Linked DNA regions of Mus musculus: region 2 is linked to region 1. The links are chromatin loops, found by intact Hi-C in ENCODE. Cell type or tissue: left cerebral cortex. All regions are shown on one strand. Each heading gives the region's core, and the rest is flanking DNA. Links, peaks and the distances in the headings are about the cores only.

What was found. Hi-C counts contacts between places; a loop is a spot of excess contacts. Peaks named below come from ENCODE experiments on the same cell type or tissue, not always from the same donor. Only the 100,000 strongest peaks of a DNase experiment are listed, where the experiment ranks them.
Region 2: a loop joins it to region 1, with 3 times the contacts of the local background. A loop is called at or near these places in 5 of 42 quality-filtered maps.

What each region holds. Positions count from the first base shown.
Region 1 is chr3:89,158,198-89,161,736 of GRCm38, reverse strand. It overlaps Hcn3 (hyperpolarization-activated, cyclic nucleotide-gated K+ 3), which reads left to right and starts at 1,580. Exons shown (of 8, transcript NM_008227.1): 1 at 1,580-1,952. The coding sequence starts at 1,678. In left cerebral cortex, for the core only: a CTCF peak has its summit at 1,536; DNase peaks (open chromatin) are centred at 1,667, 2,048 and 2,897; H3K4me3 peaks cover 1,560 bases; H3K27ac peaks cover 300 bases.
Region 2 is chr3:88,949,246-88,952,784 of GRCm38, reverse strand. Dap3 (death associated protein 3) reads left to right here and starts at 2,503. Exons shown (of 13, transcript NM_022994.3): 1 at 2,503-2,917. The coding sequence starts at 2,915. It also overlaps a transcript of Ash1l not described here. In left cerebral cortex, for the core only: CTCF peaks have their summits at 1,821 and 2,607; DNase peaks (open chromatin) are centred at 1,835, 2,450 and 2,777; H3K4me3 peaks cover 2,426 bases; H3K27ac peaks cover 1,831 bases.

The DNA of each region.
Region 1 (3,539 bases), core at 526-3,025:
TACAATTTATAAGTAATTGAAAGTTGCTGAGACTAAGTTCAAATTTTTAGTGATTGGTAAGTTTCACTAAGGAGCTTAAATGTATTTCTTTTTTCTTTCTTTCTTTCTCTCTTTCTTTCTTTCTTTCTTTCTTTCTTTCTTTCTTTCTTTCTTTCTCTTTTTTATTTTATGTATAATATAAAACCAGAAGAGGGCATCAGATCTCATTACAGATGGTTGTGAGCCATCATGTGGTTGCTGGGAATTGAACTCAGGACCTCTGGAAGAGCAGTCAGTGCTCTTAACCACTGAGCCATCTCTCCAGCCCTTAAATGTATTTCTAAAATGGAGACACTTGGAAGGACTTTAAGAAAACTGAACAGTGTCATGTGGATGTAGAAAGTGTACTTGGAGACTGAAACATGAATTTGTCTAGGAGAATTTGGTGAAGACTTCTTTTTTTCTTTTGAGACAGTCTCTTTATGTATCCCTGGTTGTCTTAGCACTTACAATATAGCCCAGGCTGGTGTCAAATTCACAGAGATCCACTTGCTTCTGCCTTCCAAGTACTGGGATTAAAAGACTGCAACACCAAGTCCAGCAGACTTTGAAAATTATTAAAAACTTCTGAGACCAGGTAGAGTGGCACACATTTGTAATCCCAGTGCTTGAAATTCAGAGGAAGATCAGAAGTTCAAGACCAGCCTGAGCTACAGCCCATGTCAAAAACAAAATGTAAACTTCTTGAAATAATTTAGTTGGAGATTATGACGGTTTATCTCAGGCAGTGGCTGTAAGAAGAGGAAAGAAGCTGGGTGGTGGTGGTGCATGCCTTTAGTCCCAGCACTTGGGAGGCAGAGGCAGGCGGGTTTCTGAGTTCGAGGCCAGCCTGGTCTACAAAGTGAGTTCCGGGACAGCCAGGGTTACACAGAGAAACCCTGTCTGAAACAAAACAAAACAAAACAAAACAAAACAAAAAAGTTGTTCTACACGTAAAGCTCAGAAAGGCATGTAGTATGGTATTTCCTTGGTTGTTGATCTGTTTATGGAGATGAACCATTGACTTAGCTAAGATTTCTGTGCTCAGTTTTGCATCCTCAGCATGCACTCAGTGAATGGTTTTGCTAAAGGTTGTCTTAATGAATTAGGAAACACATACTACAGAAAGCAGTTTAGAGGATCTCTGGCATAGCAAGACTCCTAGGAGAGTGCTGAGAAAGGACATGGTCAGAACAGATTCCCATTCTGTCCCTGACCCTCAGGAGGTCCCCAGGCTGCATATGCCCTAGTGAGTTTCCCGCCTCCAGAAGCAAGCTGAGCACTCCCACCACACAGACACACAGACACACACACAGACACAGACAGACAGACAGACAGACAGACAGACAGACACACACACACACACACACACACACACACACACACACAGCACCCACCCACCCTCAGGACCCCTAAGCCACGCCCTCTCGGGAAAGTGTGGGCAGCAGTTGTGCCAGCGGCCCGCCCCGCCCCGCCCCGCCCAGTCTCACGCAGCCCTCGCCAGGGGGCGCAGCTCTCGCACGTCTGTCGCCTGCACACGCCCCCTGTGCCCCGGGCGCACGCGGGTCGGAGCTCCCCTGCCTGGGCTGCTCTCCCAGAGACTTGCGCGCCCGCCATGGCCCTGGACCGGTTGGGGAGGCCCTACGAGTGAGGGCAATCATGGAGGAGGAGGCGCGGCCGGCGGCGGGGGCCGGCGAAGCGGCGACCCCTGCACGCGAGACGCCTCCTGCGGCTCCGGCCCAGGCCCGCGCGGCCTCAGGTGGGGTGCCGGAGTCTGCGCCCGAGCCGAAGAGGCGGCAGCTCGGGACGCTGCTGCAGCCGACGGTCAACAAGTTCTCTCTCCGGGTCTTCGGCAGCCACAAAGCAGTAGAAATCGAGCAGGAGAGGGTGAAGTCCGCCGGGGCCTGGATCATCCACCCCTACAGCGACTTCCGGTACGGGGGGCTCAACGGGGAGAGCGAGGGACACCAGTGCTACCGGCCGGGTGGAGTCACCTCCCCCAACCCAGCCTGGGAATTCCTAGGCGGGTTTCCCCGAGGTCCTCAGTGTTTTGTCAGGTTAGGGAAGCATAAGGGACAGCGAACATCAGGTAATCTCCGAGGACTTAGTGCACCCAATGCAGGAACCTCAATGACCACAGAGAGCATCGGAGTTTGGAAACCTTGCCTCTTTTCAGTACTGTTTTCTGGGGATGTGGGAAATTATATCATGCCCCAAAGCTTGGAGACCTGAGGAAGAAGCCTAGTTCCACTCTCTACCACGCTTTAACCACACACCGAGCACTTGCCCAGTTCAGTAGAACAGATCAGGGACGCTGGGAACGCTGGAGAAGAACAGGGGTCAGTCGGGTCCACAGCTCTGTTTGCTGTCCGTGGTGCTGAAGGCGGAATGCGGCTGGGCGGGGCGGGTACTCAGAAAGATTGGGAAGGAAAGCAGGGGCTCAGCCACCGCCCAGGTGTTTCCCGGAGAGAAAAGGGACAGAGAACTGGGATGTAGCCATTTCACTGTCCCCTTCAGGCTGTACGTCTACATCAAGGTCGCTAGGGGAGAAAATCAGCCCTGCCCTTGGGGACAGTGAAGGACAGCTTTCAGTTGAAGAAATGAGGTGTGTCTCTGGAGCTTGGAAACACAATCGGAGGCCCAGACAGTATCTTCCATTCTCAAACATTCACTCCCTGTAAATAGTCCCCTATTCTGCGTTGTTCTTTCCAGTCCTCTTTATTCTTTCGCTCTCACCTGCCTATCTGTTCTCCAGCAGATCCCCTCCCCTCCCCCAGTTCACCCTCAGACATATCCCCAGAAGCCATATCCCCCTCAGAGTTGTGTTGCTTCGCAGTCCTCTACCACATCACCCGCTGGGCTTGTGACTGCCTGTGAGTCAGGCTGTGAAGATGCTCTGATGGCGCGGCCAACCTTTCCTCCTCTCTCCCAGTGTCTCACAGTGCAAGATTTCTCCTCTGCAGCTGTGGAAGGGGAGGAAGAAACATCAGGGGTTTGTTGCTGAGTGAAAACATTCAAGTCTGAGGGGCATTCGGGGGTGGGTCTGGACTTGGGAACTAACAAGCTTTTTTGGAGGTTGAGAGGATTGATTTTTGCAATCAGAATCAGAAGGGACTGTGTTTAGGACTTACGCTGGGATTAGCCCTGAAACCGTCATGTGTGCTCCAGTGTTTTTTGTTTTTTGTTTTTTTCCTCTGAATGTTGTCCCCTGCTCCCCTCCTGACCTCATATCTACAGTTTCTTCTGAGGCAATGTAGCTTGTCCTTGCGCATCTTAGCACAGGTAGCCTGGAGGAGGGAAGGGGTGCATAGCTCAAGCCTCGATGCCTTGGGATCTCCCAGGGAATCCTCTATGTGCATAGCCCATCTGTGGAGGGGGATGGGCATCCCTGAAAGGCCCAGTTTAAATGAGTACAGGGTAGCCTCTTCCCGTCCCCACCCCCACCAAGGATGGCAGTTCCTCACCTACAGGAAATCATCATTCCTGTTCTCATGTTGGAGTGGGGATGATAGAGAAGGGAA
Region 2 (3,539 bases), core at 388-2,887, 210 kb after region 1:
GGTTGGTGGTTTCAGTTCCACAGATTTATTTGCTCTCTGTATGTTCACAACTCCCCTCTTATGCATCCCTATCTATTCCAACAACCTAATCAACAGATCTTGATAATTCTTACCCCAAGACAGGAATCAATTATTTTGTTGGATGAGTCCGAAAAGATCCTGTCACTGGCAGAAATAAAGTCAAGCTGCCCAAATACGAGTGTGGCTCTTTGGTAGAATGCCTGCTAGCAGGGTTAATCTATTCCCCCTGACCCTCCCCCTGACCCCCCACCCCCCCCACACACACACACACAAAAAACCCAACCAGCAACAAACAACAGCTATACAGATACAAAGTAGGCTGTGGAAGCAGTTTAACTTTTTATTTATTTATTTATTTATTTATTTATTTGGTTTTGGGAGACAGGGTTTCTCCCTGTAGACCTGGCTGTCCTGGAACCAACTCTGTAGACCAGGCTGGCCTCGAACTCAGAAATCCACCTGCCTCTGCCTCCCAAGTGCTGGAATTAGAAACATGTGCCACCACTGCCCAGCAACACATTGGAACTTTCATACATACTAAGCTGTCAGAAGTGGTCTGCTTGCTTTGTAAACACAACAAAATTACAAATACCTATCTCATATAGGACAGTGTATATTCTATACATGTTTGACACTTTTAAGTTCTCCCAAGCATAATCTAACCAATCATATTTACCTACTTTCAAAATACACTTGTATTTGGCAATAACAATCTCCTGAGGCACTATGATAATATGGACAATACATTACTAAATTAGTAATCAAAATATCTCAACATTGCCACTAATTTAACACATGACCTTGGAAAAGTACCTCTTTATGCCGGGATTTCCTATTCTCCTATAATTTTTACAGTTTTAGGATTACGAACTGAAAGAGTACTCTGAATATAAAAACTTTATGCACTACTATAAATCCACACGGTCAAAAACATCTCCCCTTATTCTCAGCCTAATAGCGATCACTCTGAGGATGTTGGTCTGGCTTTCATATTTACACAACTGACTCTATTCAAAGGCACAGACTATGTCAAGTTTCTCCCCTTCCTGATCTTAGCATGCATTCTGTATTATCATACTAATCATACTAATGCTAAAATACATGCACATTTATCGACCTAGAGAACACATGTCCCAGCATTTGTTTTTAAATAAGCTAACTTACAAAGGGAACTTCCCCAAATGCAGGCAAACTCTTCCTGAACACTCTCCATCCTCGAATTATACACATATAAACAGAGCAGCTATAAACCAACAGACCATCTGGTCTTCAAGACCCAAAACATTTCTTTCCAAGTAGAAACTAACCAGTGACATTTATTAAACTTATTAACACTCAGATCACTATGTCATGTCTGCATATATTTCCGCCTTTCGAGAACACCACAGATCTTGTACAGGTAAACTACCCGCTGAAGATCATCTCCCTTGCTACTTTTGTCCCTTACTTAAACAGACATAAACTGGATCTTGGGGGATGCTCCAATCGGGCCTACTACACAAACTAACCTGTCAGGGGCACAAGCGACTCCGCCTCCACTCGCTTACTTTCCCGTCCCCCTCCCCCAAACCAAGAGCCCGCTGGTCAGGGACACCCCGTCACCCCGCCTAGAGGGACTTCCCGGTAAGCTCAGGATCCCTATCCCTGCTCTCCCTTCCCCCATCCTCACCCCGCTCTCCCGGAGGTCCAGGTCCGGGGGGGTGACAGCGGATCCCGGGTAGCCAAGGAGAGACTACTTGGGGCCTTCAAAGGCCTGCTCACACCGCACTACTCACCGTGCGAGGCCGAGAGCGCCGAGTGCAGGCAAGTGGAGAGAGAGAGGGTGGCAGCCTGGCGCCTCGGCTTCCCTGGCTCCACACTGTAACCCTTCCCGCTTGTCAGGAGGCGGCCAGCGGGTAAGCGGACCGGCGGAAACGCGAGAGAGGAGAAGCCAAAGGCGTAGGTCGGGAAAGGGGAAACCGAGAGAAGGCGGGTCCGGCAACCGAGACCGGGATCGTCTCCCCCCTCCGCAAAGCGAACCCAAAATGGCGGCGGGAGCGGCAGCGGCGGCGGCAGCGGCGGCGGCGGCGGCGGCTCTGGGGAGGGAGGGAGCGAGCGAGCCAGCGAAGGGCGCCGCGTGCCCCCCCTCCCGCCTCCCACTCCTCCCTCCGCGCGCTCTCCCCGCCGCCCTCCCTCCCTCCCTCCCTCCCTCCCTCACCCGACTCCGGCCGCGCAGCGCGCACGCCCGCCCGCACGCTTCCGAGTGGGTCCGGACTGGTCGCGAGCTGCGCCCTCCAACCACCGCCTCCGGCCGCCCCGCGCCGCCAGCACCGACGCGCTCGCTCTGGGGCCTCCGGCTCGCGCGCTCCCGACTCCCTCTCGGCCCTCACGCGTACCTTCCTTGGCGCGAGCCCGAGCCTCCTCCCTCCTCCTCCTCCTCCTCCTCCTTCTCCTCCTCGGCTCGCCTCCCTCTCTTCCCCGCCCCCACGGCTACCAACGGCAGCCACGGCTGCCGCCGCCTTCGCCCCCACCCCTCGAACGTGCGCCTCCCACAATCCCCCCCGCGGGACGTTCCATTGCGCGCCCCTGCTGGGGCCGGGGAGAAGCGGGCACGCCCGCGCAGACGAGGCTGGCCACGGTGACCGGAATGTTTTGAAGAGCGAGCGAAGGTACCTAGGCGCGGACCTCCTGGGACGGGCCACCGCGACGCCGAGGCTTGCTGCCCGCTTCCGGCCGCGGGGCGGGTGGCGCGGTGCCCCTCCGCTGGGCTGTGGTTGCAGCCGCGGCGACTGCGCGTTGGGTAGCTTCCTGCCACACGACCCGAGCTTGCTTCACAACTGCAGGACGGGTGCCTGGGATCCAGCCGCTGGCGGTGTGTGCGGGTCACCGGAGCAGGAGTCCTAGTGTTGGACTCATGGTAAGGGGACTGAGCCACACAGGGGATGCAATGATGAAGGAGGGAAAGGAGCGTGTATTTGAACTGCCCCGAGATAGGGAATGAGGGCAGCAGTGTCGGTGATCCTCCAAGAGGGCATCCTTCAGACCCGGGGCTGCGGACCTGGGACCGGAGGATGAACGGACAGAACGGCTGTTAATATGTTAATGTAGTTTAACCTTGTTAAAGTCCCAGAGGGTACCTATCCTCTGTGATGCTTGTGTGATCCTTGTGCACTTCTCAAAGATTGTGCGAACTCGGTTTGCAACTGGCAGCCTGATGTTAGAGCAGTGGTCCGCGCAGCCTTCCTAATGCTACGACCCTTTAGTACAGTTCCACATGGTGACTCCCTACCATAAAATTAGTTTTGTTGCTACTTCGTAACTGTAATTTTGCTGTTATGAATCTTAATGTAAACATCTGATATACAGGATATCTGATATGGGATCCCTGTGAAGGGTTGTTAGACCTCTCCTCGGGTCGCCACCCGCAGGTTGAGTGTGTGAGGGGATGAAACTATGCACTGAGATTTTATTTCTGGATTTGATCTTTTAGGCCTTCAAATTTTTCCAAGTTATTTATGAGATGCTGGTAGTAAAAATTA